Linked DNA regions of Homo sapiens: regions 2, 3, 4, 5 and 6 are each linked to region 1. The links are chromatin loops, found by intact Hi-C in ENCODE. Cell type or tissue: endothelial cell of umbilical vein. All regions are shown on one strand. Links, peaks and the distances in the headings refer to the core of each region. The heading gives the core; the rest is flanking DNA. Region 1 overlaps SSBP2 (single stranded DNA binding protein 2). Region 2 holds the start of LOC107986385 (a long non-coding RNA gene). Region 3 has its middle 19 kb from the start of RPS23. Region 4 overlaps SSBP2 (single stranded DNA binding protein 2). Region 5 overlaps ATG10 (autophagy related 10). Region 6 overlaps ATG10 (autophagy related 10).

The links. Peaks named below come from ENCODE experiments on the same cell type or tissue, not always from the same donor. Only the 100,000 strongest peaks of a DNase experiment are listed, where the experiment ranks them.
Region 2: it touches region 1 in a loop (4-fold over the local background); 27 of 110 quality-filtered maps call a loop at or near these places.
Region 3: it touches region 1 in a loop (2.7-fold over the local background); 2 of 110 quality-filtered maps call a loop at or near these places.
Region 4: it touches region 1 in a loop (7-fold over the local background); 23 of 110 quality-filtered maps call a loop at or near these places.
Region 5: it touches region 1 in a loop (13-fold over the local background); 60 of 110 quality-filtered maps call a loop at or near these places.
Region 6: a loop joins it to region 1, with 12 times the contacts of the local background. A loop is called at or near these places in 81 of 110 quality-filtered maps.

Annotation. Positions count from the first base shown.
Region 1 is chr5:81,423,900-81,427,899 of GRCh38, forward strand. The region is part of intron 16 of SSBP2 (single stranded DNA binding protein 2); the gene reads right to left. Among named protein-coding and RNA genes, the nearest start is that of ACOT12, 32 kb to the left of the region's middle. In endothelial cell of umbilical vein, for the core only: a CTCF peak has its summit at 1,793 (motif pointing right); DNase peaks (open chromatin) are centred at 1,932 and 2,962; H3K27ac peaks cover 624 bases.
Region 2 is chr5:81,834,609-81,840,029 of GRCh38, forward strand. It overlaps LOC107986385 (a long non-coding RNA gene), which reads left to right and starts at 1,727. Exons shown (of 3, transcript XR_001742519.2): 1 at 1,727-1,866; 2 at 2,884-2,943. RefSeq lists an enhancer at 3,855-3,934. In endothelial cell of umbilical vein, for the core only: no CTCF peak of the experiment used is centred there; no DNase peak of the experiment used is centred there.
Region 3 is chr5:82,256,466-82,261,886 of GRCh38, forward strand. No RefSeq gene overlaps it. Among named protein-coding and RNA genes, the nearest start is that of RPS23, 19 kb to the right of the region's middle. In endothelial cell of umbilical vein, for the core only: a CTCF peak has its summit at 2,896 (motif pointing left); a DNase peak (open chromatin) is centred at 2,786.
Region 4 is chr5:81,504,922-81,508,921 of GRCh38, forward strand. All of the region lies in intron 5 of SSBP2 (single stranded DNA binding protein 2), which reads right to left. Among named protein-coding and RNA genes, the nearest start is that of ACOT12, 110 kb to the left of the region's middle. RefSeq lists a silencer at 2,166-2,315. In endothelial cell of umbilical vein, for the core only: a CTCF peak has its summit at 2,241 (motif pointing right); DNase peaks (open chromatin) are centred at 1,660 and 2,220.
Region 5 is chr5:82,223,370-82,228,790 of GRCh38, forward strand. All of the region lies in intron 5 of ATG10 (autophagy related 10), which reads left to right. Among named protein-coding and RNA genes, the nearest start is that of RPS23, 52 kb to the right of the region's middle. In endothelial cell of umbilical vein, for the core only: a CTCF peak has its summit at 2,405; a DNase peak (open chromatin) is centred at 2,362.
Region 6 is chr5:82,163,594-82,169,014 of GRCh38, forward strand. It overlaps ATG10 (autophagy related 10), which reads left to right. Exons shown (of 8, transcript NM_031482.5): 4 at 806-944. Among named protein-coding and RNA genes, the nearest start is that of RPS23, 110 kb to the right of the region's middle. In endothelial cell of umbilical vein, for the core only: a CTCF peak has its summit at 2,521; DNase peaks (open chromatin) are centred at 1,278 and 2,478; H3K27ac peaks cover 1,260 bases.

The DNA of each region.
Region 1 (4,000 bases), core at 1-4,000:
TATTTATTGCTATCATCTCAACACTGGCAACTGTTAACATTTTTTTATCTGTGATATTTCAAATGTTTTAAGTCAATCTTACAGAAAAATGATACTTTGTTACTGATTTGTTGGGAAGTTAAAAGAGTGAGGTTGGCCCAGGGAGGAAACTGAGTGAAAAAATAGAGAAAATGAGGGCCCAATTCAGTCAAAATGGAAGCATCAGCTCCACGCAATACAAAACAACTCAGAAAAAAGAGCAACTGGCCGGGCATGGTGGGTCACGCCTGTAATCTCAGCACTTTGGGAGGCCGAGGTGGGTGGATCCTGAGGTCAGGAGTTCGAGACCAGCCTGACCAACATGGTGAAACCCCGTTTCTACTAAAAATACAAAAATTAGCCAGGCATGGTGGCACACGCCTGTAATCCCAGCTACTCAGGAGGCTGAGTTGGGAGAACTGCTTGAACCCAGGAGGCGGAGGTTGCAGTGAGCCAAGATCGCACCATTGCATTCCAGCCTGGGAAACAGAATGAGACTCTAGTCTCAAAAATACATAAATAAATAAATAAATAAAAAGAAAGAAAAGAAAAAGGAGCAACCATCTAATAAAGTTTAATTTTTGAGTAGTACAAATAACTGTAAGATGGTATGCTAAATATATTTAGTACAGTAAAATAGTTTGTATTTATGCCTGGGTGTCTACATATGCAACGTGCTATTTACACTCCTGAGGCTGTAAAATGCTCATGTTTGGCCACCATTACTGAAACTACTTCAAAAAATGAAATAAGGGGAAATAACAAAATTTCTAGGAAAACTCACAGAATGGGCAAGCAAAAAGGAATTTTGCTATAGATTACTATTCTTCAAAGTAGTAGAGAAGTGGCTTACAATTTTCCAGAAGTAAAGGAAGAGTAGGTGTTAAATGGAGTATCATATTTAGAGACATAAAATATTCATGGTGTACTGTACTGAGACCACACTTCAATGTTTCTATTGTACTGCTGCATCAATATGTGATGACATATTGTAATGTTTATGCCAAAATGCTGTGATATCAGGTTGCCCTGTTTCAAAACTATTCTGAGTCTGGCTCTCCCTAACCAGATGATAAAACAGCTCTTACAAAGCAGTCAACAGCATTACAGTTTGGTTCAGTTAAAAATGTAACCCTTAAAGATATTATTTTAAATGTATACCAACTTATTTTATCTTTTAATGTGAAATGAGATAGCACGCCTTGCTATGAACTTGTGATTTTTTCCTTATTATGCCCAGTTCATGTACCATAAAATCCAGAGATTTCCATGAAGTCTTTGAACAATGTGTATAAATTTCTGTTTATACATGTCAAGAACACTTTAATTCTCACTATATTTCTGTTTAAGTGTCTGTATGATACTTTATTTTCTTAGAGAGAAATAAAGAACAGTTCCTCTACCCTGAGCTAAACAAAAGTGACATAAATTGAAATAAATTTAGTATTTATGATTACATTAAAAAATTGGGGCTGATGTGATTTCTTTACAATAGCAGAAAATGACAAAGGGGGTAAGGGAATGAGAGATAATCTACCATCTTGTTTGTAATTCCTATTTGATGCCATTATTTTAATATCATGTTTACTCAATTGATTATATTTCAGTGCCATGGGAAAATATTTTGCTAAATTAATTCAGGAAATAAGACCAGACCAGCTACTTTCTTCACTTGAGAAGCATGAAAAACTATTTTTTTTGAACTAAGGCTTTTTGTAGTCTATACTTTCCAAAACAAACATTTTACAGTTTGAACACTAGGGGGCATCTTTGTTTCTTGAAATAAAGGGTCTTGGTTGTGATCTTAAAAAAAAAAAACCTCAGCAGTGAAACATTTTTTGATTCGCATTTTGTTTTGTCAAGCATGTTGGCACCGCAAGGTTTATGACTTTGGGCTGGGCATTTTTGTTTCTATATTAATTGAATGAAGCAGCATGTGTGAGTGTGAAGAGACTAGGATAGTATCTAGTACATAAAGAGTACTCAATAGATACTTGCTCCCTTCCCAGGCCTCCTTCTGTGATTTAACTTCAAGATAAAACCTGACAGATCCTTAAAAGGCAGACTGCTCAAAAATATGTGCTTTCAGAGTTATGTGTATTAAACACTAGAACTTGCATGTTCATTTATTGAACAATGTTTTCTTTTTGAATTCATTAAGAGTTCTGCTTTTCCTTGATTATAGCAAAGCTAACTTATTGGGGATAACTAGCTTATTTACTTCTTCAAAGCCTTACATTTGTCAGCACCAAATCTCTTTTGTCTTTCTTCCTCTCTCCTCTTATTGCTTGATTTTATAAAAAGATCTAAACAAAAATGTATAGTAATATGACAAAGAAAGCCACACATAACAATGATATCATTCATAACAAGTCCCTTCTTCTCAGGAGACAGAAGAATGGAGAAGCCAGTGTGTACCTGCTTCCAAGGCTGTACTACCCTCCAGGGTGGTGGTGCAGTTTCTCAGTCCACCATCAAATTATTTTTCCTTTTACAACATTTCTGGTGGGGACAGGAGACAAGGAGGGAAGAGAAAGCAGGGAACTTCTGTTTGCTGTTAACTCTGCTGGCAGTCTAGCATTGAACCCGCTTAAGTTCAGGGGCAGGGAGGGTGAGCCAGAAGTTAGGGGTGGAAGAAGCCTTGTTCCAGCTGCTCTCGTTTCTAAATGCACATATTCACAGAAGAATCTGTTGTTTGCCATGTGCATAGTCCATTAGGGATTGAAGGGAGAAGCTGGGGCTTATTCTGTGCAAGGAAGTTCTCCACATCCTGGCATATCTGAATCTTTGCCCCAGTGAAGAGCTTTCTGATGCCAGTTCTGAATTGGTACCCCTCTTCCAACTGTTAAGACAGCAGTCACTAATGACAAATCTGGGAAGGAAGTAGAGGGAAGAGTTCCTCTTGTCACTGCCCATAAGTGAAAGTCATGTGGAAGCTTTTTAAAAAAGTTTTTTTCCAACTCCAAATTAATCATTTCCTCTGACTTTTAAAATACATGGCTTATATATACATTACAGCACTCATTAATCTGACACGTTTTAGTTATATCAACATCTGTTTTTCCTATTGGGTTGCACTCTTTGAAAGTAGGTGTTATATTTATTTCAGAATACCTTGGTCTTAACCTGATGCTTTGCATATAATAGGCTCAATAAATGTTAAACTGAATTGAATTATCAAATACCTCACTGAATTATACCACTTTATTGCTGGTAAAATTACTCGAAAAGGAAATAAATGTCTTTAATTAGATAAAAGTGAACATAGAAAAATTAATTTGTCCATAGTTTTGAAGCAAACCACTCAAAGAACCAGGATCTAAAAAATAATTCCCATAATCTTAAGCATTATGACTTAAATTATGTAGCTTCTCATGTTTTTCCTTAACACTGACAGGCTAAATTTTTTTTTCAACTGTAAACTGTTACACATAAAAAATTATTTGTCCTCACTAATCATATATTGCCTGCAAGTAAACTACAGATCAGCATAATTTTAACAGAAACGAACTCTAAAAACAGGGGATGTCTTGTCCCCTGCAAAGGTCCCATGTGGATATCAGAACTACAAGAATCCACAGAGCACTCAATCTTGTATTCTGTTTTGGGAATGGAACAGCCACTCTGTATAAAGGTAGACGTGCTATTAGCCAGTGCTTCAAATTCTGATGGTATCACCTCTGGTAAATGCTGAGTTGGGCAAAATGAGGGTAGTCTCTCTCATGATTCTGACTGCAGTTTGGTAGGTCCTCCGTAAGAAATTTTAAGGATGCTATGAATCCTGTGAAGATGAAATTCATTTGGGTTTTGAAATCTTTTATGCTACATTCCAGTTCAGTGGTTCTTAGCAGAGAATGTACACCAGCATCAGCAACAAAGCTTTTCCACATTCAAGTATGCCCAGCTCCACTCCTGGAAATTCTGATTCACTAAGTCTAGGGAGAGTTCTGGGAAACTGTATTTTAAAAAATTCCATTGGGGT
Region 2 (5,421 bases), core at 588-4,587, 410 kb after region 1:
GACTGATGGAATCAGTAAATGACTAGGGTGGAATCCCAGTCAGACCTATGGTGGAATCCCAGTAAATGACTTTGAGCAAGTTTCTTTGCCTTTGAAGCCTCAGTTTCCTCACATCAAGATGAAATTACCTGCTTTCACAGAATTGTTATGAAGAGCAAATAAGACAAGACCTGTGGGTCACTTAGCCTAGCTCCAGGCACAGATAAAGTGCTCTTTAAATGCTAGTTATCATTGCTCTGTCATCACCATCATCATCATCATTCTCATCATTTTCATTAGGATATTTTCAAGGTGAGTGAGTGCAATATGCCTCCAGGGATACATTTGTGAACAAAGCTTATCTCCCTACCTGTTCGCTGATACTAGTCATTTTTCTAACAAACATCCCCACTTACAAATGAAATTAAAATCTAAATGTATTTAAACTGTAAAGCTATATGTCCAAAGTGAGCACTGTGTTATACAACTTAGAAGGTTTTTATTTTAAAAATAAAGAGATGAAGGAAGGAAGGACGAATGGACGGAAGGAAGGGAGGGAAGGAAAAAAGGAGGGAAGGAGAGAAAGAAAATCCTCTTGTAAAAGTTCTCTTCACATATAAGATTTTATACTTTATTTTAAAGGAGATTCTTTTTGTTAATTAAGGTATCAGTACAACAATAAAACCAACAGAAAAAGATATCTAAAAATCTTTTCATTTTGTACAGCAAATATCCGGGTATATTTACCTTATGTAAAATCATTCATTTGGTCTAACATGCCAGTAGAATTATCAAAAGTTTACTTTAACAAGATATGAAAAGGTTGGGAGGGTGTGGCTTAAATATAATCTACAATTTTAAAATTTAATTTCACATATTGCCATGCTGTTCTATTACATATGCAGGAACGGGAAAGGCAATGTTCTTCAGACTTGAAAAAAATTAATCCACAGTTCTTGGCATGGACAACCAATGTTATATTTAAAATATACATATCTAATGTGAGACCCATTATCTAATAAAAGTCATGAAATCTAGCTTATTCACTTTGTAACTTATAATAACTGAAAGTTGATCAAAGAAAAGTAATTCCATTTTTATTACATTGTTACTATTTTTATGGGCAAAATTTAAAATGTATGATAAAAATTCAATATACAATAATTGAAACATACAGTCTGACCTCACATTGCTCTGATAAATCTGTTCATTTCTGGCCATTTTCAGTGTTGCTATAGTGAACAGTGTTGACAAGTGGATGAAAAAAGCTTATAAATGGAATTCAGATCATAGATAAAACTGAACATAAACTATCTCCCAACATTTCTGCATGTTGGGAGGCCCGGTTTGTGCCACAGATGGCCATCTCCCAATAATACATAAAACATTTCTTGCTGGAGCTCAGCACACATTGTTGAATGCACAGGTCATTTGAACAGAACAATAATTCAATTCACTTAATAATGACCTCACTGGGAACAAACACAGACACAGGATGATGCTGTTAGGAGAACAAAATTGTACTAGAGTTTTAAAAATGAAATTCTTAAATAGCCGCCATGCTCTCTTGTCAAAATAGCACTTAAATGTATTCAGTGTTTAGCGACCAGGCAGGCTCACTGAGTTTATTTTAGTCTCTTGAATTTTACTGCTGTGTGTCTGTGCCATGTTCCTTCAGTTTTCACGCTGGTAGCTTTCCTGGGAAGGTCAGTGGTGCTCACTGAACCTTTTATTATCTTACAGGCTGAGCTCATTGATGAAGAAGTCTTGAGTTCATCATTTTTTCTTCTCTAATAGCTGAGATGGCAGTCAATGAGAGTGACTGCAGAAAGTTTCAGAAGGACACATGGGAATCATTTAACCAGGCCAATAAAATCAGCTATTTATGTAAGTAACAGTTATTATAACCTCAACCATCAAGACTGTATTTCTCTAGAATAATTTTTATTTGGGGGCTAATTTTATTCCTAGCTTATAAGGCTTAAAATCCAGGATTTCCTACTTTGGCAGTAATGAATGAACTGAGCCAGGAGAAATCAGGATCTAGATGCTCTCTTTTCAGCATTTAGATGCTTACACCACTGATACACATGGGTTCAGGTACCACCTACCTAGAATTTTTAGTCAGAGGTTCATTTCTATATTCTAAAACTAAACCCAAGTGCTATTGAAATTAGGCACCTTACTGCCATAGGCTTAACTATTAATATCACGTTCTCTTTTGTCACTCACATTTACTGTAAAAGCACACTTAATCAACAGCAGGGACTTTAAATATGTTTTGCTTAATATATTTTATTAAAAAGACCTTTAACTTTTAGGATCAAATCATAAACCTAAAGAACAGAGGGGATTAAAAAAACCCAAAAAACAGAAAATTGAGATATAACCTATTCAAATCAAGATTAATTTAATAATGGAGAGCAAAAAATCATATAGGAGTCTTATCAACAATTGTTTCATAGTTTAATTATTTTATTCTTTATTCTTTTGTCCCCTTCCATCTGTCTTAGTAGGCTTGAAAAAACTCAGTCTACTTTCCCACAAAATCGTGCTTTTATGCTTGGGAAACACATTTCTCTATAGGAGCTAACCCATTAGCTTATTTCTGTACCTGCTTCATCAATATCAGCTGGAATACCCTGTAATAGTGGCAATTTATTAACCTCTGCTGTAAAAGGCAACAGAAAGAACACTCATGCTATTTTTCCACAAAAATGGTGGTCAGGAGAAAGGGTGTTTTAGAGAGGTAGTGATACAGGGAGGGGAGAGGGGAAGCCATTAATAAGAAGCAGAGTACATTTTCCACTGACATATATACAATTCTCAAGACTAAAGAGGCGTCTATAATCTAAACAGGACACCCCCTGTTCCTTCTTCATCTTCCCCTCCCTTCTTTTACAGACACTTCCCCCGGAAGACATAGCCCTTGCTTCACTGTCTGAAGGAGAGAAAATGCAAAAGGTAAATAGATAAATACAAAAGACAGCACGTAACTTAAGGACCATACTGATATTATAAGAGTTCAGAGAAATTGAGATTGGGAAAGGTCCTTGAAGAAATTGCAAGGCGTGAGTGCAGCCCCCTGCTCCTGTGAGGCTGAGGGGGAATTTTCCTTCCTCTCATTGCCCCCTGGGGTGCTATGTTTTTGTCCATCTCCCAGTATGAAGGAGATCCTTCTGCAGCGAAGCCCACCATTAGCTGAGCCCAGCAGCTCAGCTTCTCAGTTTTCCTGGCACTTGCCTGAGGGCTTGCAGACTGAGCTTGCAGACTGAGCAGGATGCTGGGCATCCACTGTGCCTTCTCAAGGGAAAGGGAGGGAGCTGGGGCACAGAAAGCCAAACTCCTCTCCAGGCAGAGGCACTAGGGAAGCGGGAGCAGGAGGGAGGAAAAGTCCATTGTATGCTGCTAATAATCACAATAATAACATTGAAACAGCACTTACTACGCCCAGGACAGTTCCCAGCAATTTACATGGGGTATTAACCCAGGTAATCCTCACAACAACCCTATGAGGAAGTACTATTCATATGCCCATTGTACAGATGAGGCACAGAAAAACTAATGAACTTGCCTAAGAACACACAGCTACTTAATTGGCATAACAGAGACTTGAGCCCAGACACAGCCCGACTCTAGCACCTCTGTTGTTACATGGTTCACAACTCAGGCAGCACATTAGAATCACTTGGAGAGCTGTTAATCAATACTGATACCTGTCCTCAACCCCAGAACTACAGATTTAATTGATCTGCAGTGGGGCCCAGGGCATGAGGACTTTTTAAGTGTCCCCAGGTGATTCAAATGTACAGCCAGGAGAGAGCCACACTATTTAGGCTCTCTCTACACGGTTATCTCAGGACCTCAGCACCTCTGCTTTCCTCCCTGTTACTCAGACTATTACATTACACCCTGATCTTACACTCTGCCACTCTCCATTTTTCTTCCCTTGCAGTGGTTTTAAAATATGTCCACAAATTCTTGAACACTCATCTCTTCGAAAGGTAGAGATGACTCCCCTCCCCTTGAGTAGTGACTCTCTTCTAATAAATGTAATTTAGCAGCAGTGAGGGTCTGTGACTTCCAAGACCAGGTCATTAAAGACCTTTGCAGCTTCTTCCTTCCTGGTAAGTTGTGGATTGCTCCCTCTGGGGGAAGCCAGCTGCTATGTCATAAGATCACTCAGCCCTATGAAGAGGACCTCCTGGTGAGGAACTGTGGACTCCTGCCCACAGCCAAGGAAGAATGGAGGTCTTCCAGCAAGTAATCACTGAATGAGCCAAATTGGGAGTAAATCTTCCAGCCCCAGGCAATCCCTAAAATGACTAGAACCCTGGTGGACATCTTGAATGCTACCTCATGAAAGACCTGAGCTGGAACCATCCTGCTAAGCTGCTCCCAGATTCCTGACCGTCAGACACTGTGCAAGATCATAAATGTCCATTACTTTACACTGATAAACTGTGGGTTCATTTGTTATGTAGCAATAGATAACGAATACAGCCATCTTCAACCCCCACCTCCAACTCGCAAGTCCTCCCATATTGACTTGGAGCTGGGAAGTTGCCAGTGCTACAATAGAAAAGTGTCTGACATCCTAAGGTGGAATTCTGAATGCATTTACCATAGAAACATAGCTGCATGAATATTTATATATGTACATAAATGTATGTAGATGCATAGAAGAAGTCTGGAAGAAACAAGTCACACTGTTAATAGTTGTAGAGCCTGAGATAGGAAGGGGAGTGGGAGCAGGGGTTGGGGAGAAAGCCAAAGGGAATTTTTCTTGCTGCTCTGCAGGCTACTGTGTCATTTGGACGTTTCACACCAAGAATATATCCATGCACCACTTAGGTAATGAAACATATTTTTCCTGCATAAAAGTGAGGGAGGTTTAAAAAAATAAAAGTGGCATAATCATACCCAAGGCTGGGTTCTGTTGGAAGTAGAATACTAGAAAGTTCTGCAAGTACATTGTGGATACAGTAGTAATTTTGTAGCCTGTCCTGAGGGCCTTAATACCAGGTAGAACACTGTGAGAACAACAGGCCTTGAATCCTGATCTCCACATGTGCTTAATTCTTGACTCTAACACTTAACCAGCTCGGCAAGTTATGAAACTGTTCTGAGCCTGTTTCCTCATCTGTAAATTTGGGATAATGATTTGAGAATTATAGAAGCTAAATATATACATCACCTCATACAGTGAATGGTCTGGAGTTTGCAGTCACCAAGTGATAGCTGTCATACTGTGGGAAATATGATGCTAGTTCCAAACACGTACATTTTGGGATCATTACCTGTAAATAAGTTAAGGGTTCCATGAATTATATATTTTTGTCAATTCCTCTTTTTTTGGGGATGCAAACAAATTCATGAAACAAAGTAGACTTTCAAGACTCATTTACCGCATGAATTTTGCAAACATTCCAGAGGTCAAAT
Region 3 (5,421 bases), core at 636-4,635, 830 kb after region 1:
TCCTGACAGTTATTAAACATTAGAAGATATTTGGTTTTGTTGAAGTAACTGTTCTTTCTCGGCAATATGAGGATTTTTTCTCCCTGCTTCCTCAAATAATGTACAACATCTATCAGAAATAAGGCTGGGTAAAGTCGCTTCCAGCTCACCTCCTAAATTCTGCTTCTGTGTGACCTTGGAAAAATTTCTTCACCTCTGTGGTCCTCAGTTTCTTTATTTGTAAAATAGGGAAATTCAGCTATGTGTCTTTTGCGACAACCGTGAATTTTTAGGTCTGTGAAATAGAAGTCCAGAGATCTAAACTGTGAGGCTGGTTAACTGCTAGCTGTGTGACTTGGGCCAATTTTCTTATTTCCTTCTTAAACTATTTCTGAAAAATAAAGCCCACAGTATCTATGCTGCTTACCTGACAAGGGCATAGAGAAGATCAAAATGATACATAAAACTGAATGTGCTTTAACCAAGGCAGTGAGACATGGAGTGAGGGGTGACAGTGGATAATGACCTGCTCCTTCAGCGACACTAGCATCCCTACTCCTCTCCACCTCATTGTATGTCTGAGCCCTCCCCAGTGCCAAGCGCTCTCTGATCTGGGGAGTCTTTTCCTTCACACCCTTAGCTGACTGTTGCTTATGCTGGTGCCCACCTGGAAGTGCTTCCTTCCCCACAGGTCTACCCAATTCCCACCCTGGTGTTGGTGATTCACTGTCACAAAGCCACCTCTGACCACCACAGACCCCAATCAGTGCTCCCTTCATTACTCACCATCCTTAGTCACTATGAGCTTTTAGCTGCCTCTCTTCCGCTCTAATTTCTCCCCAACTTGATAAGTATTAATTAAGTCATTTCAGGTGTTGGCCACTGTCCTTGATTTGCTGTGTTGCAGCATACACAGAAGAATGTCTGTGTGTGCCACCTAAGTAGAAAGGCTCTTGGGTTGGGAATTTGAGAGGTGGGAAAACTCTTTGAGGGACCAGTGGAGGGAGCAGTGAGGGGAGCAGAGGCTGTGTTGCTCAGCAGGTACTAGCCTACGAGCTAGAGGTTAAAAAAACAAAATTCCCCTTCCCCCCAACAAAGGCTTATTAAAATCAAGAGAAAAAAGGCCAGAACTGGGTTTTTGCATGTATTTCTCCTATGATAGGTATAGTGGTTTTTATTCATACTCCCAAAATATTAGGAAATAGAGCTCTGCAATGTCAAAATCAGCTCTTACATAATCCAGAGATATTCCAGTGAGGTTTTTTTAGGGTTAAAATTTAAGAATGAGAATATGAAAATATTCACTTAAGCAGATTTCCTCTTACATACTGAATCCTAGGCCAGGTGCCACAGATAGCAAATGGGGAGACATAAGAATGCCATAGTCCAGTGGAGAGGACACACAAGAGGAAGCTTCAGGAACAGTAGGCTGCATGCTGTGGGCAAGCACATGCCAAGGAAGGCTTTGCAGAAGAGGAATGTGAGTGGAGTCTCGAAAACCTTATGACTTAGCCAGGTCAAGAGTGAAGGAAGAATCTTGAAGGTGCTTGTAGGGAAGTGGTGAAGAATCAAGCTGGCTAGAGCAGGACTGGGGCCAGCTCGGGAAGAGTCTTTACTGTCACACTGAGAATTTGTATTTGGCCCGAAAACCACAGCCACTGCTGGGATTCAAATAGAAAAGTTAAAGTGATCACATTTGCGTTTAAGAAAGAACCTGTATTTTTAAATGGCTGCTGCATATAACTAATCATCCATACACTTTGTCAGGTTTCGTTTTGTTTTGTTTTTACTGCAGTGTCTTAGCCACAGGATTTAGAAGGTTGAGGAGCACAGCAGGGGCTGAGATTGTGCCAAAGACACTTCAGTTTTTACCTAGGGTCTTCCAAAACAAAACCTGCCAGTGTCCTGAAAAGCCTTGAATTCTGACTACTGAGTTACCTGGGGCAAGTCACTGCACCTCTCTGGGCCTCTGTTTTCTGATATATTAACATAAGAAAGTGTATTTGATTGAGTAAAATCAATTTATTGTTTTGTAACAAGCTTTTTTTTTTTTTTTTTTTGAAATAAGGTCTTACTCTGTTGCCTAGGCTGGAGTGCAATGGCTTGATCTTGACTCACTCCAGCCTGACCTCCTGGGCTCAAGGGATCCTCTCATTGCAGTCTCCTGAGTAGCTAGGACTACAGGCGCATGCCACCACGCCTGGTTAATTTTGCTTATTTTTTGTAGAGATGAGGTCTCACTATGTTGCCCAGACTGTACTTGAACCCCTAGGCTCAAGAGATCCTCCTATCTCAGCCTCCCAAAGTACTGGGATTACACAGGTGTGAGCCGCTATGCCCAGCCAGTTTTTTTTTTTTTTTAATGAAATAGAATACATAAAAAAGAAAATATCAAAGTGCACTACACATAGTAAGGGCATTATTGTTTTGTGAAACTTTGGTTTCAACTATATGTTTTATATATATATTTATATATATATATATACACACACATATTTTATATATATACACACACATATATTTTATATATATATGAAATCTGTGTGTGTGTGTGTCCACACACGCACACATGCACGTGTGCACTGGGTTGTAACATAGACTGTATTTCTAGTGCCAGAAAATAGAAATCTGAAAACTGATGGACAAATAAGCTTCCTTCCTATTCTAAGACTTGATTCTCCTTATGCTGCTGACCAGTAAGTTGCTGAAGGCTATTCTATTAATAGAAGGGTATAGGAAGTACTTAACAATTATTGTTTCTGCGGCACTTCATGTGCACAAAGGTGTTTGAAGCTACTCCTCTGGATTTTTACAGGGCTTCTCTATGGAAGCATTTTCACATTTTTATTCCTAAATCTGGTAGTTCTTTACAGTAATCCTGTGATCTCAAGCCCTTGCTTTAACTTTTGTATTGTTAGTAGTGACATCTAGTGGTTCTGTTGCAAGTATCTTGCATTCTAGACCATTGGAGCTGAAAGTGATTTTAGTGACCACCAGGTCTCATTTTGTAAATTATTAAAAATAAACTGAAAACTCACATGTATTCCTACATTCAAATCAACTCTATATAATAATAAATAAAACCTATAGCTGTGTAATGCTTTCTTGGATTACTTTGAAGCTTTTCAAATACCCAGAAGTCACTGTTGGTTATAACCATGAGGCAGAAATTTAACAAAGCATGCCCTGATAAATTAAAAGGAAATCATAGTTCAGTATAGCTACAGCCTTTGGTGCATTGTTATTTACAGGTACATGCCAGAACCTCAGGCTTTCGCATGGTGCCTGGTGTTTGGTAGCACTCACTAAATCTTTGTTGAATGTTTGAATATGTGGGTGATCACGAAGCCCTGGAGAAGAATCACAGAAGATGTGGGACTTGAAGGACAGAGAATTTGATAAGAGGCTAGAAAGCTAAGCTTTTAAGTTAGGGGCCATGGAAGGCCAAAAAGGGAACCATGAGTAGGACCCAACAGGGCACCTTTCAAGGTTTTAACAGAGAAAGTTGACTATGTGTAGTTGTTGGAGGACTCATTTGGAAGTGGTAAATTGGATGGATTAGAAGGAAGAGAAACTGGATAGAGGCCAAGAAGCTAATGTAGTGGTGAAGTGATGAATTTCTAAGTTAGGAAGGTGACAGAGTAAAGAGAAAGAAATCAGTGTCAGAGACATTTTGAGAACCAGAACTTGATGTGAAGAGAATGAGAAGACACTTGTTATGACTTGGTTATGGCTTACATTCTATACTGGGAGTCCCTGTCCAGGCCTGGACCGTCTTCCTTGGTCTCTGTTCTGCAGGTATCAGGGATTGAACTTGCTTTCTTCTTTCAAGAAGTGCCACCCACCCTATCCTGTGAGCAGATTTCTTTCTCCCGACCAGCAGCAGAGTGAGATGTAGTCTCCTCGTGCTGTCCTTCAGTAGCTTCAAAGAAACAGTCCCCAGGCCCTTTCCTGCTTATCCATAGGGAAATGGCTAAGTAAAATGTTGTACTATGTAGCAGTTAAGGGGAATGAATTCAATCTCCATGTATCAAAATGGGCACATCTCAAGAAACATTACTGAGTTAAAACAGAAAACAAATAGTAGATGTTAACTATGAGCTGTGTTTGAAAGTGTCCCCCCAAAAAGCATGTATGTGTTGGAAAGCTAATCACTGTTCTAACAGTTATTAAGAGGTGGGACATTTAAGAGATGATTAGGCCATGAGGACTCTGCCTTTCTGAATGAAATAATGCCATTGTTGCAGGAGTGGTTCCTTTCAAAAGGATGGGTTTGGCACCCTCTTGCTTACTCTCTCTCACCCATGTGATGCCTTCTACCATGTTATGAAGCAGTAAAAAAGGCCTCACCAGATGCAACCCCTCGATCTTGGACTTCCCAGCCTCTAGAGCTGTGAGCCAATAAAGTTCTGTTCATTTTAAATTACCCAGTCTGTAGTGTTCCATTATAGCAGCACAAAATAGACTAAGAAGTCACTATGCATGCAGCTTGATACTGTTTATATTTTAAAATGCACTAATACCATGTATTTTCTATAGGTACATATACTGCAAGTGTATGAAAAATATAAAAAGTGATCTAGAAGGAAGGACACCAAACTTGTAAAAAAGGTGATCCAAGACTTCTTTGATCACTCTTTGCAGGTATAGAGTGGGAACTTGGTTTGGAAGTAATCAAAGAAGACTTTGGCTCTTTTTGTAATGCTAGACTTAATCTATCCATAGAATGTAAAACTAGAAATTCCTTTTTAAAAAAAGATTTGAGTCCTCATAGATAATTTGGGAAACACAGAAGAATTTGAAGGAGAATATTTAAAAATCACTGAAGTGTATATCATCTAGAATAACTGCTTTTAAATTTTTTATGTATTTCCTTGTGCTAGTTTAAACATATTTAATTAGGAGCATCCTGTATATGGTTTTACATCCTGCTTTTTTCCACTTAACAATATATCTGGAACATTTTCTCATGTCATTTAATGTTCTTTGAAAATACTATTTTAAATGACTAGCTAGGATTTCTTCTATTCCAAAATGTACCAAATAATTATCCTATTGTTTGAGTTTTGGTCTTTTCTAATTCCTCACTGTTTATTTAACATACATTCATTTCAGCACTTTTTCGTGTCAGGAACTGTTCTAGGAATATAGTGGTCAGTAGGGCAGACAAAGCCCCTACCCTCAAAGAGCTTTCAGAATGTAATGCAATGAGCCAGGCGCAGTGGCTCTCCTGTAATCCCAGCACTTTGGGAGGCCGAGGTGGGCAGATCACCTGAGGTCAGGAGTTCGAGAACAGCCTGGCCAACATGGCAAAACCCTGTCTCTACTAAAAATACAAAAAAAATTAGACGGGCATGGTGGCGTGTGCCTGTAGTCCCAGCTACTCGGGAGGCTGAGGCAGGAGAATTGCTTGAACCTGGGAGGCGGAGGTTGCAGTGAGCC
Region 4 (4,000 bases), core at 1-4,000, 81 kb after region 1:
CATAACTAAAACTAAAGGATTTGTAGCCCCATACTCCCTACCCCCAAGAATTCTAGTCCCCTAAGAGTTGGGTGGCTCCCAGGACTCTCGTATTAGTATTCCACAGAACCCCCTTAGAGAAACGCTGGTCCTTACCCTTTGGATCTCTCATAGGCTACCTTTTATCACATTCATGTAGAACAGAAGTAGGCAAATTATGGCTCACAGGCCAAATGCTGCCCATCACCTGTTTTTTTTTGTAAGTGAAGTTTTACTGAAACACAGCCATGCTCTTTAATTTACATAATGTCTATGGTTGCTTTTATGCTACAACCCAGTTGAGTGGCTGTGAGAGACCGTGTGACCTGCAAAGCCTAAAATATTTTCTATCTGGCCTTTCACAGGAAAATTTTGTTGACCCCTGATATAGAACATAAGACAAATTGTTCCTGAACGCTACCTTGTAATAAGTTATTCTTTTAAAAAGCTAAAGTCTTTCTAATATATGCTTAAGACAAATCTATTCCCCCTAAATATGTAATTAATAGTATATTTAAATGCCTGTTCCTTATCTTTAATTCCCCAAAGAATGTGGAGCATTTTTGTTTCTGTAACCAACACTAAAATAAAAACTAAATTAAATTGTGTTATAAATAGCCTTTGCATATTTACAATTTCCTCTCTATATAAATTTTTTTTATCAAGAAATGTCAATAAAAACTACAGCACTCGGAAGAATTTTCAATAATATTTTCAAAAGAAAAACTATAATTTCAAATGATCTGAACAATAGCTAAGCTCTTATCTCAGATGTGATTTTAAACTATGATGCTTTATTGTTTCATACTAAATGTGTTGGACATCTTTGGCTTGCAGGAGTAGCATGAAAAGTGAAAGGAAAACCAAATACTGGTCTAGAATGACCAGCCTAAATTTCTCCTAAATACGCAGTTTGGCTAACAAATAAACAACAAAAAATTGGATTTCTAATAGGAAAGTGTTTCATTTGATTCTAACTGGAAAACCCAAGTAAAGACTCTGAATACCTGACACTCCCTTCTTTGCTCTCTGTCCATCCAGTTACTGCTGTAGGGTCTTTAGTTGCCTGAATTGCAATTTTTAAAAAAGCTTACTTAGTTATTCAAGCTGGGCAGTTTTAATTTGTTCTAATAGTTGAGGCCAGAAAAACTATTACCACAACTGCAGGACAGCATTATCAAAGCCAGCAGCTGTTAGGCACCTTTGTTTTTTTAGTTGCTTTTATCTTTATAACAGGGAAAGATCTGTTCTATTTTCAACATTTAGAATCTGTGTTCTTTAAAGATACAAAATTATATTTTTAAGAAAATTAAACTTAATTTTTATTTCTTGAGGTTTGATAAATAAGCCAACTTCCTCACCTCCACTATCTAAATCCTAGGTGTATTTAATTCTGAGAAATACTATTTCTAACGTCTGAATTTTTTTAAACTATATATATTAATGCTGTTAGATATTCTAGTCTAATAAATTAATTCTACTTCAGAGTTTCAGTACCCTACTCATTCAAACTAAGAAGGATATAACAAGTAATCTTTTGGTTCATTTATCTAAGATCTAAGATGGTATTTATAACTTCCTAAGAGGGAAAGGGAGTTTCTCCTGGCTTAGAGTACTTTCTGAGACTAATTTCTGAAACAACCATAGTCAAGAAAGATAAGAGGAAAGGCAAACCACTGGAAGTGAAGGTAATGCCAAGACTAATAACAGAAGGAAATTGAGAGGGCATGTAGATTATTTAACTATATGTATATAAACGGCTGGATTTAGGAAGTCTGAATAGGAATAGCAGAGTAGATGAATATAGATACTAAGGTATCTTCAAAATGCAGAATTTATTTCCAGAAATAAACATCTATCTCCCAAAAACATTTAACCAGGACTTATAAAACCATATATTATTGGTTTTCTTTTTTAGTTTTGAGTGTCATATTAAATAATTATTTTTCTCATTTTTGATTTTTTCTTTTAAAATATCAAAAATATTATACACTTTGAGCTTTTTGTCCTTGTTGCTTTATGAATGTTGTTTATATGGAGCCTTCCTTAGTCAATAACACCACCATGGAGAAAAGAGGAAATTTCTTACTATTTTTTTTTCTTATTGCGTTATTACTATGTCAAAGCATTAGGTCAGCTTGCTACAGTGCAGCCTTGCTAAAAATAGAAAGTCTAGAAAAAGGCCCTGAACAAGTGGAGCCATCTGCAAACTACCACTAGATGGCAAGGCAGCTTTACCACTACCAATCTTAGGCCTGCAAACCAAATGTGACTTAAAACCTGCTGTCACATATTTTCTACTATATCAGAGTTTCATTCTACTTAGATTTTAAAGTATGAATGATCACCTTGGTCTGAAACTAAATTACTTGGTATCCTTTTTCATTAACATGTATTTATAATCTTATCCACGTCAAAGTCTTAAATTTACAACCCAACATCAACATATTATCAGTTTTCAACAGTTTCATCTAATAAAACTAAAGATCTAGTGACTAAAATATAGTAAATATATCAAGATAAAAATCAAAATACATGATAAAAGAAAACAAAGGTCTATATAGAGTTCAAAATTAGATATTAACAGGTATATCCCAGATTAGTTACAGAATCAAAGATATTATCCACATTAGCACCTATTAAAAGATTACGTTGTGTTTTTATATAAAGGATATGAATGTATTTGGTTATTAGAGTGATAAGGAAGTTATAGTTTCCTTCTTAAAAGCTTTCTTGTGGTAAAGAACATAAAGTAGGAAAAAGCATTTTTACCCTTCTCGATATTTTTTTGGTTAAAATAAGAAACGTCCATTGCATTAATGTTCTATAAGTTATAGAAATTCACAAGAGAAGCTTCCTTGTTACTTACTCATCCATAAAATTACAGAACTTTACAAGGTAACAGAGTTAATAATCTAATTTTTTAAACAAAAGAATTAGTACTTTTGTGTTATTTAGTGCATTTTATTAGTAGTAAATTATTTTGATCATTATACATAAGTGAGAAGAAAATCCACTTGGTCTAAGGAATGCTGCTGCCTATTTATATTGCAGGAATCAAAGTCCTTTGCCTGTCCTTTTGTATGAATGCCACAAGAATGAATAAATAGCATATCGATGCTTTTAATACATAACTCAAATTTCTTAGCATACAATGAAATCTTTGAATAAGACAGAGATATAAAAGAGTAAAACTCAGTTCTGGGTACCTACAATGGATGTGTATTCACACCATACCAAGATACTGTACTTTATTCTACAAAAACTGCCAAACTTTTAGTTAGATCAATGGCCATGTCTACTCTCTTCCCTCTGGATCCCAAGCAGCAAGACTTCCCAATTTAAGAAAGCTGCTCTAAAGTCATTCATCAGTTCCATAGTGTCACTCTGAGGACTTATAGGGTTTCTTATACAAATTACTCATTTGAAAACAGACTCCAAGTAAATAACTACATGTCATACTTTAAATGGCTTTATTTTATTAAATTTATACCTCCTTTTGCATGTCCGACTAGTCTTACTGATTTTACTTAATTGGTTTCCTGCTCAGCAACAGAGGCTCTCTCATTTCAATAAAAACATCAAAGTTTAAGTATGAACAATGTCACAAATAGAAAGACACTAAAGACTGCCTTCCAGAATGGATTTATTAAGTGTACCAAGTTATATCATAATTATTTATTTTAGACTTTAATTCATTGCTATTTTTCAAATGTAGTTGTTATGTATTCACAAGTTCAGTTTGTGATCATTCCACTTGGTAATGAATTTAAGTCTATACTTATCATGGAAGAGGGAGCTTGTTCTGTAACATAAACAGGAAAAAAAGGAGTATGTTTGTCTATTTAGGAGAAATGTTTCAATGTATTTTTTAGAGTATGATCACAAAGTAAGTAGAGCTCAGAAATACTTAGGCGGGGACTTCATTTGCTAATTATAAATTATTCTTCTTTACTTTTACTTATTCACTAATTCTAATAGG
Region 5 (5,421 bases), core at 661-4,660, 800 kb after region 1:
ATGATGAATAACAGTGGTTAGGTTGGTTTACTAAGTTGTGCATCACTTTGGTCATATTATCAATCCTTAAGCAGTGAAAGACTCTCCTAAATGTCTATAGATCGCCCTTGAAAGTTAGAGATAAGTTTCATCATCTTGGTGGCATCATCTTTTGCAATCAATCACCAATAACCAACAAATAGAGATTTAGTGGTGGTGTATATAAACAGCACTATGAGAGACAGCATTGTTCAGGAAACAGAAATCTATGGCATGGTCTTCTTTCCCCAAAGATGGGGCAATAATGCACAGATTACACAGAAGAATTAATCAATAATAAAAAATTACATAATGAAACAACCTTTATAGTCTTATATAGATGTTACAGGCACATATATATGATAAAGTGCTAGGTCACTGATAGAAATTTTAAGTAGAGAGTTTGTTTATTATGAACTGAAATGATTCTAGAAAGATTTGAGAATGAGAGAGAGAGGCTTGATACTATCTTAGAATATTTGGTAGATGAGGAAGGAAATGAGGGAGTATTCGAGATAGGGGGATGAACCCAGAGGTGAGGAAACACTAGTCATCCTGTGACTAGAGAGCAAACCAGAACAAGAATATAAAATGCATGTGAAGCCAGCCTTCTAAAAGTAAGGATTGCATACCTTTGGAAATAACCAGCAGTCGGCCAGGGTGTGACAAGGCAAAGGATGACCATGGGTCGACAGAATATGAGAATAGTAGAACCTTTGTTGTTGTGTTTGCTGCTATGTATTTAGGGCTTAGAATAGTCCGGGGCATGGTAGGTGCTTAATGAAGCCCCCACTCTTTTCTGTGATTAGGGGCAGTCTGATAGATGATAATGCTGGAAAAGTAGTTTGTGCCAGCCTGCAGGGAAAACAAGTAGAGGGCCATGCAATTGAAACTTTATTATATAGGTTTAGGATTTTTACCTAGAGGTCACAAATACCCAGGCTTCAGGGTTTATTTAAACCACATGCAACATGGGCAAAAGCCTGTATACATTATGCATTATTCTGAGGTCCATAGCTCTCATTGCATATTGAAAGGGATCCAGGCCCCCAAAAGGTTCAGCTTTACCTAAGAAGCAAGGGAGTAGTTAGAAATAATTTTGAGCAAGGGAGTGGCATAAAATTAGTAGTTGGGACTATGAATCGGGTATTTGCATGCAGGGGGAAGGAGAGAATAGAGGCTCTAAAACAAAGGAAAGCAGGTGGGAGGTTCTGGCAGGCTGGAGGGAAAGAGATGCTTGTGAAAGCCCACTGTGGAAGTGATTGTCTTCAAGGAGATAGAGTGAAAGGAGGGTGTTTAAAGGAAAGCTGTGCTGGAGGAATACTGACAAAATGCTTATGGAGAAGGTGGGGGAATGGAGGCCAGTGAAAGTAGATTCAGTTTCTAAAGAAATCCATCAGTCAACATTTATTCAAGCCTCTTAAATCTTCACCACTTTGGTGTAAGACTTTGAAGTAAGGATGATATTCCTGTCACAAGGGGAAGTTAGACCTTCCTTGAAATGCCTGATTTAAAAGATTGGGGTGTCTGCCTCCCATGTATTAAAAATAAGGACATCTATGTATTATAAACTACAAACTTACATGAATGCTGAAATTAAATTAGTTTCTTTCAAAATTGTCTGATTTCAAATTTCCAATTAAATTCATGGAAGCTGACATTTCTTCAATATTTTTGGTGCTCCTGTTCTGCAGGTATTTAGTTGACCAATAGGATAATTGAGTCCTTGCACCCTTTTAATGTCACACACTCCCAAGTGAAGAAATTTCAAATTTTATGGGTATTTCAGAAATAAGAGTCTCTCACTGTGTCAGTGCAAAGTAGTTTGGGTTGATCATATTTAATGAAAGAATATTAGACTCCTGAAAAATAACTTATGCCAGCACTGACTGTGTGGTCAAAAAATCTTATACCTATCCCTCAGGTAATACAAATATTTGGGGACCATAACATTAGGGGAATGCACATATTTGCTTTCGATCATTTAAGTCAGTAGAGAAAATGAACCTCCTGGGTTCTAAATTAACCCCACCCAGCTGTTTGCAGATCATCACATCTGGAAAGCAGGTCAAGAGGAAAGGAGATGCTCTCTGGAAAGGTAAAAGCATTTTGCTTTCCAAGCAGATTCCAAGTCCATCTAGCTGCTGCTTTGTAGGCAAGCCACGAATGGTCTCAAAATCAAAATGGCCTTGACCTCATTATGTGACAGAGAATGTGGTTGTAACAGGGCTACTGGCTATGGCCTCTGCTGCCTTAACCGATGCCAAAGCCCTTTACAGACAGCCTGGTGCCTTCCTTGCCGATTTCCACAATGGCAGGTACATTAAGGAGTGTCTCTGTGCCTACCGGGTGATGGATGGCTCTCTGGCGGTCTCTGGTGGTCAACATTATAAATGCTTCTAGAGGGAACGGGAATACTTGACTCCATTAGAGCAAATGCAAAAACAAACATTTGGAGAATTATGCTAACATTCTCTAGTGTGAACCTAAGTCTGATACTAACTTCTAGCTATGACTCAGATGGATCACTATGGTATATTGTTTATATGTAATATAGAGTAGCATCTTAGAGTGAGTTATACGTATTTAACTTCTTTAGTGGAAGAAGGTGAAGAATTCATCCCTTTAAAGTCAATTCATATTTATTCTTACTTTCTCTCTCTCTCTGTCTGTCTCTCCCCCAAATTCACATTTCTTTACTGGTTTTTATAACAGGCAGTTTCCAAGATGTGACTGTGTGTGTATTTGTGGGCATATTTAAGTAAGTGTGTTAACTTTTTGATTGCCAGCTCTCTGTAGATCTGAACATCAAACCTTTTAATTACCACAGTTATAAATGCCCATATTAGCAGCTTGCTTTCTTGTACCAATGAGTGAATTGGAGATAGGTAGTTGTTACGTTAAAGAGAGCTGGTGAATATGCTTCAACACATACATTTCCACACTGCATCTTACTAGGTACATGAGGGTTCTTTTTACTTCTTTTTTTTTTCTTTCTAATTCTTGGTAGACTATGTATAGTCAGTGAAATAAACATCACCCATTACTCAGTTCAGTCTTCCCTGAAGTATTAGTATTTCAAACAATCCTATTACCAAAAGATTATTTTGATACTTTATTAAAAGTCCTACAGCTCTAGCATTGCTATACTCAAACACAGATTTATGCAATTAGGATTATAATGGAAGCTTTATTACAATGATATATAACTTGTATCATCCTAATAAAAGTTTCTGTACATAGCAATACTTTAATAACATTGTTTCTGTAACAGTGATTCCTTAGTAATGGAGCTTCTCTTATAGCAACTTCATTATTAGGAAATGATTTCAGTAATAGAAATGCAAATAAAGATTTTGAAGGGAGCATTTTATGCATAGCACTATTACAGGCCTGCTATCTTTTCATGCATTACATCTAATCATTATAAACTTATGACGCAGATTATAATTATGCTTATTACTATCCTATTACACTTTAGAATTTGTATCCTTTCAAATTATTGAAATTAACTGCCATTTTAAAATTCAAGGGTTAAAATAATTTAAATTTTAATTAAATTTTGTTTCTAAAGCATTAAAAATGTTTCACAAAATCTTCTCTAATTTGTATTGTATTAGAGATTATGTGAACCAATGGCATTCAACCTGGAGTATGTGTACCCTTGGCGGTTGATGAAGACTTCCCAAAGATACATGGGCATGAGAGTTTTAAAGGAATTAATTTTCAGATCTTCTATTCCTATATGCCCCCTCTTGTAAAATCCATCTGCTTGAGAAGGCACCTGTGGTTGAGATTTTCCTTGTTCCCCTCCCCTTTTTTACTTTCTTCCAGTGTACAAAAGAAAGACATCTGACATCCGACATCCATCCCTTACCATGACATATTGCTTAGCCAGGGCACTGAAAAAGGAGAAATTTGACAACCCCTTTATTTAAGGTATCCCCAGGTCCCAATTCACACACATATATATATATTTTAAAATTTTATTTTATTATTATTTTTTTGAGATAGGATCTATCTGTCATCCAGGCTGGAGTGCAGTGGTGCGATCTTGGCTTACTGCAACCTCCACCTCCCAGATTCAAGCGATTCTCCTGCCTCAGCCTCCCATGTAACTGGGACTACAGGCGCCTGCCACCATAACTAGCTAATTTTTGTATTTTTAGTAGAGACGGGGTTTCACCAAGGTTGGCAAGGATGGTCTCGAACTCCCAACCTCAGGTGATCCGCCTGCCTCGGCCTCCCAAAGTGCTGAGATTACAGACATGAGCCACCACTCCTGGCCCCAATTCATGTTTTTAAGTCAGGATATATAGGGTAGTGGTTAAGTACTTGGGCTGTTGTGTCAGAGGTCTGTGCATAGATCCAGGTTCTTCAGTTTGCTAGCTCTGTGACCTGGATTAGTCATTTATGCTTACTCTATCTTAGTTTCTACATCTATAAAATGGGGATTATAATAATAGGTTATTGTGGGGATTAAATTGATTCATACACATATGAATAAAAGCATGTACTATATAAAAAGTATGTATGGGCTGGGTGCAGTGGCTTATGCCTGTAATCCCAGCACTTTGAGATACCAAGGTAGGTGGATTGCTTGAGTCCAGGAGTTCAAGACCAGCCTGGGCAATATAGAGAAACCCCACCTCTGCAAAAAATACAAAAATTAGCTGGGCATGGATGGCATGAACCTGTAGTCCCAGCTACTCGGGAAGCTGAGGTGGGAGGATCGCTTGAGCCTGAGAGGTCAGGGCTGCAGTAAGGAGCCATGACTGTACCACTGCACTGCAGCCTGGGCAACAGAGTGGGACCATCTCAAAAAAAAAAAAAAGTATGTATGTACTATTAAAAGTATGTATCAATACTATATAATGCCATTAACTCATGATTTCCAAAAATATTTTACTTTATATATTTGCTTATCAAATTTTATAATATATTTATGTTGTTTTGATCAATTGAATACTAGCAATGATTATGACAACTCAATCAGACATCTAAGTTAACATAGAACAAAATGGCCACAGGAAATTTTAAAACATAAACTCCTTTGTCTCTCTATTTTTTTGGTTATGAGAAGATGATCAATAAAAAGCTTTTAAGCATAAAATATACATTAGGATGAAGTTCTTTGAGAGGAGCACAATAGAGATATGAATTCAAGGAGAAATATATAAAATGTCCAATTGTATTGCATATATTTTTTAAGTGAATGATGATGGATGTTTATTTTCAATTGAATGCATTTAAGATAATGATGTAATATTAATAGTTGTATTTAAAATTGTCAATATGTACCGTGCATTGGAAATCATATAATTTGCAACTATTTAATGAAAACCTTTAGAGGTGAACTTGTGTACCTGGGGTATATAGATAGATGTTTTTTAAATTTAGGTG
Region 6 (5,421 bases), core at 698-4,697, 740 kb after region 1:
TCAACCCCAATAAATAAGTGAAAGTGGATGGAACCAGGGTCTGACTCAACATGTCCAATTAATTGCTTCTAAACAGTAAGGTACATTCTTTTAAAAGCCCCACACACAAAAATCAACCAGTAAAAAATGATCAGGTGAGAAGTGAGATGACTATCATCATCTCTGCTTACAAAACTCTGTTCAAGTTGACATTAATATTTGCCATCTACTCTATTATAAATCAAGATTTATTGTAGAAATATACCAAAGATAGCACAATAATGAAGAAAACAGAATCATCTCAGGTTTTGAAATATACCTAACAAATTCAACCTCTTGCAAAATAACTTTCTTATTCAAAATGGAACTGGGAATTGTTCAGCACACAATGAATCATCTTTTGGCAAGTACAATAGAATCTTTAGGGACATTTCACAGCCTCTTGTTCAATTGTTAGGATGTTTTTAGCTTTCACAGGTAGGGAAGAAGGTAGCTTATATAGCCATCATCTTGTTGCTAAAATTGTACAGTAAAGATTTTTCAGGCAATAGATCTTTTCAGATTTTTTTTTCCTTTTTCTTTATCCAGAGCCTCTTTGTGTCTCAAAAACAATCTGGAATTACTTAATGCTAATGTTTTCTGGTTTTACTATTTACCCAGGACTCAAATGTTAAACATTAATATGGGAAACTCCCTTTTCCTTGCCTCATAGCCTTATATTTATTTAACTGTTATTTTGTGAGAAGAAAATCTCCTCTTTTCCTCTCCATGTTAGTACTTTTCTTATTAAGAAACCCGTTTTCGTTTTGTTTTTGCTTTTTTTTAGGAGGCTTTCGAGCTACCCTTGGATGATTGTGAAGTGATTGAAACTGCAGCAGCGTCCGAAGTGATTAAATATGAGTATCATGTCTTATATTCCTGTAGCTACCAAGTGCCTGTACTTTACTTTAGGGCAAGCTTTTTAGGTAAGAACATGTCTGAAGCTAAAAGTAAATTTATAACATTTACATATAAAGCAAAAAGCATATTTGGAAAATTATTCTCCAGAGGAAAAAAAATAGAGTTAAAAATGAGAAAACTGTGGGTGAGGTAAGGTTTTACCACTAAATTTTCTCATGCTTCAGAAAGGGTATCAAGACTTCAGCGTGAATGATATCATCTCAGCCTTAAGTCTGATCTTCAGATTCTTGGCCTTTTGCCTGAAGTTGACTAAGCCCCCTGGCCCTTTTTCTTTTCTTTACTTTAAACAAGTAGGAACAACTTAAAGCTACAATGTTTATTTACTTCTAACTTTACAGTAAAAATTTATTTTAATCTCAGATGATCCAATTAACTCAGAAGCTCCTGTGCCTCCTTCCCCAAAAGCTAATAATTATTTTAAGAAATGTTTATCAATTAGCTTAAGCTGTATTTAAAAATAGCACTAACATTTCCTTCAGCCATCTATACATCTCCAATGCCTTAGCTTCCTGTGATGCTGTTACTCAACTCATTCCCCTGCCAAGAAGGTGGAATACCCTGTCTCCTTGGAGGCCTTAGCTAATAAAGCTTATTTAATCAGCAGCCACATGGCGTCCTCACTCTGCAGCACAGCCATGGCTTCCCGCTTAGAGTCCACTGCCTAAACCGGGTCAGCATTGGGATGTGCTGCCACCCAGGCCCAGGGACCAAGATGAGCCTCCTGTTCAGCCAACCCCTTGCCCTATTTCTCCTTTTGTATCTGGCCTTATCAGCAGCATTGTGCATTTTGAACAGCCTTCTGACTTTTTTCTGGATAGCTAAGACATCTGAATTTAGCCAATGATATTTTATTTTTAATTCAAAAGTAGCTTAAGCTGCTTGAATGTATGTTTGGTAGATTTAATCACTTGCTGTTATATTGTTTAATGGTCTCTAATTTTGCAGTGTTGGCAGTTTAACAAGCACTTAGGATTTAAAACACAAGAAGAAATTCTCATAGACTCCCTGGTGAGAAGATTTTAATCTGAGGTGCAGTTCCTAAGAACTGACAATTTGGGGTAAATTTTCAACATGGGACATGGGGAATGGAGGACACTGATAGTTCACTAATTCACAAACTCTTGCTGTGGATTTATCCATATAATTATTACAAGCCTTTAAAACACTCATTTTATGGTAATTATATTTGGTTTGGAGCCCAGAGGTTAAAGGAAGTTTCTTGTCAGTGAGCTGTGCTATACTAAAAAGTAGGAGATATATTTGTTTATTCAGGGGGAGGAAAATGTCTTTCTTGGTTCTGGTTTGCAATGGCTCTGCCTTCTAGATTCAGAGACAAGTCGAGGCTGCAGGTAGAGGAAATAAGACATTACTTCTTCAATACTGTACTTTCATATAATTAGTATTCACCATAAGCAGTTAATCACCAGAGAAGAGCTCCCAGAGACAAAACAAGTTGTTTAGCTTGTCAGCATTAGGGAATCAGAGGTGTTGAAACATGACTGCTTCTAGCTGGAAGTGGGTCTTGCCAAGGCCTGCTGATGAGCTCATATGTGTGCTTTGCTCTTATGTGCCAACAGCTCCCCTTACAGTACAGCACAGTAATTGTTCCTGCAAGTCCAATTATATTTTAATGACATTGGTGTAGTTTCTGTGATCCTTTCTTCACGATTTTCTATTCTTTTAAAAAAACACAATTAACATTCTTGGCTTCTATTTGTATACTTTTACAATGCCCTCCATTTATGCCTTATAAAGGTAAACCAAAACAAGTCATTTGTTTTTATGTAGAAGCATTCGCCCCCCACCACCACTGCTTTGTGTTGTGTAGAGTGGGTATTAGGAATTTAAAATTTTATTTTGGCCCAGAATTCATTTAGTGCTTGTTCAGGTACATTAAAATATCAAATTTAATTTTTGTGCAGCATACTGAATGTTTTCTGGTGGAGAAACATGAAGAATGGTTCTTTCTTTCCTTTATCATATTCTAATAATTTATTTTTTCTTTCCACCTAACTTAACCTCATGGATATTTTTAAAATGTATCAACCTTTACTCTGGAGTCACAATTTTTCATTTATTCCCCCCCCAGTCTTTTTTATTCTCCTTACTTTTTCCTGTGATATCTGATTACTCTGGCCCTTCATCTGTTTGTTAAACAAATCTCTGTCAGTGTGGTGAAAGGATTCCTAATGTCTTCCTCTTATTCCAGGCCCGGATTTTTCTTTGTCTCATTCTAAGAGAGTTCCGACCTAGAAAGAGGATGACTGTAAAATTTCTTGCCCAGGGGTCTTTTTTTGTTGTTGTTGCTTCAAAAATAGTTCACTTAGCCTTGTTTTTGACAGATATTTATAATTTCTTTTGCATTTGATTGTTAGTACAAATTAATTTCTCTGCTTTGCTCTAAATTTTCTCCCTGTACCTATTTTTTTAAGGAAAAGCAAAACAAGTAATAAATAGTTTCCATTTAAATTTACATTACCCTTTCTTGTATCAACTTGTTTAGATTTCAGAAGAAATCTTTACTCTGGTTCTCGAAATGCAAATCCCTTAGACTTTGAATTCCTTTTCTTTATATGGTCCAGTTTCCACCAGGCCAATTACTAGTAGCCCAAGACTCAGTTAACATGCCATCTATTCTTGTCGCTCCCATGTCATGTCATGTCATATCATATCATATATTCTATTATATCACAATTTGTACTATAGCAGAAATATTTGTTTATATCTATAAAATGATATGCTGGAACATAGAGCTTCAAGATAAAAACAAGAGTGAAGGAAATTGATACTGAGTGCCTACAAAGTGAGAAGCTTTATTTATGGCTTTGTGTGTATACATGTATAAGATATATGTATGTATATATATGGCTTATTCAGCTGTGGCACAGCATCAAGTATTTGTTAAGTGAAACGATAAAGAAGAATTTCTAGTCATTTAAAAAATACAGCCCAAGAATGGAAACATTGTGATGGTGCCTACTTCAACTGCTATGCCAGGTTTTGAAAGAGGAAGTAATTCTGTTGTCTCCAGGAGACCTAAGACCCAAACCATCTATGTATCTTTACTCTTTAGTCTGATACTTTTCAGAGACTATAGGAGTAGTGGACTTAGAAAAATAGAACATCCTGAGGACTCAAAAGTGGGTATCCAAACTAGCTGAAGCAGCTGTTCCACTTCTATAAACACGTATTTTTATTTAATTCTTGAAGGCAGACAGCCAAGTTGAGACAGCATTCTGCTTCTGCCTCTCATTTCTACTACTTTGGTGTACAGGAGCTCAGTTACCAAGTGGGCAACGTGGATTTAAGAGAAGAAATAAGCCCTTCCATCCCAATGTTCTGTTTTTCTCTAACTACTTTTGTCATTGTAGGTTTGGGAGAGGTGGTGGGACACAGTTAATACCCTTTGTCACTCAGGAGAGGGTGAGACATAATTGCACGTCTGTTGAGTAATAATAAATAGCCTACATTGGAATAGTGCCTTATAGTTTAGTAAATCCACTCCCACAAAGCATTGACATCTTCAAGTGCATGCTGTTTTTTTTTTCTTTTTTTCCCACTGTTTTTGAAGCATACCATATTAAAGAATTTTTTGTATCATGCCAAAGCCTTCTATCCATTCCCTACCATTCTTATTCCCTGACCTTTTTATGTCTCATTTTCCCTTTTGAGGGCTCAGCTTTGATCAAAAGCTAGTGGCAAATGTTACAAAGGTGGTAAAACCCTTAGGCACATACATAATGGCCTTTTGCCTTACCAGAGGCCTAGGCTTAAATATTTTCTCCTTACATTTAGCTAGAGATTTCTATATTTATTTCATCTTGAATTCTGATTCATCTCTTTCTTTTCATTTGTTCTCAGTCTCTATTGAAAAATGGACCAAGTGGTTCTTCTTATTTTCAAAACATTTAATTCTTTGGATGACATATGGGTTCTTCTTGGGAGCTGTTTTGACATATTTCTTTAATTAGTCAGCAGGGCTGCATTTGAATAGAGGAGGAATCTTTTCCTCCATTCAGCAAAGGAATGGCTGTCCTTTATGGAGACCATTCTATTATTGGCCCAGGAAAAAAGGGTATAGAATTAAAAATGTAGCCTAAATATTTCATGTGAAAGATTTGTCCACTTGTTGTAGGCCTGAAGGATGCTCATGGAGAAACAGGGCAAAAGAAATAATCAAAGAATAGTTCCTTCTCAAAGGCAGCATGAATCAAACTAAGATAAACGCCATGATAAAGAAAGAATAATGGAAAGTTTGGAATTAAAGCAGCATATAAATCATCAAGCAGGAAAAGGATTGTCTGTGGTTTGCAATAAGAGGACATCTTTGGAGTGCATAGAGGAGAATGACAGCAAAACAGGAAAGATGGGGGTTGGAGGAAGCCGAAGAATAAAAGTAGAATATCCATAGCTCTGTCCAACAACTTGTAGAGGACAGCCACAGGTTGGGTTTCTTGAAGAGGTTAGGAAAAGCACTGTAGA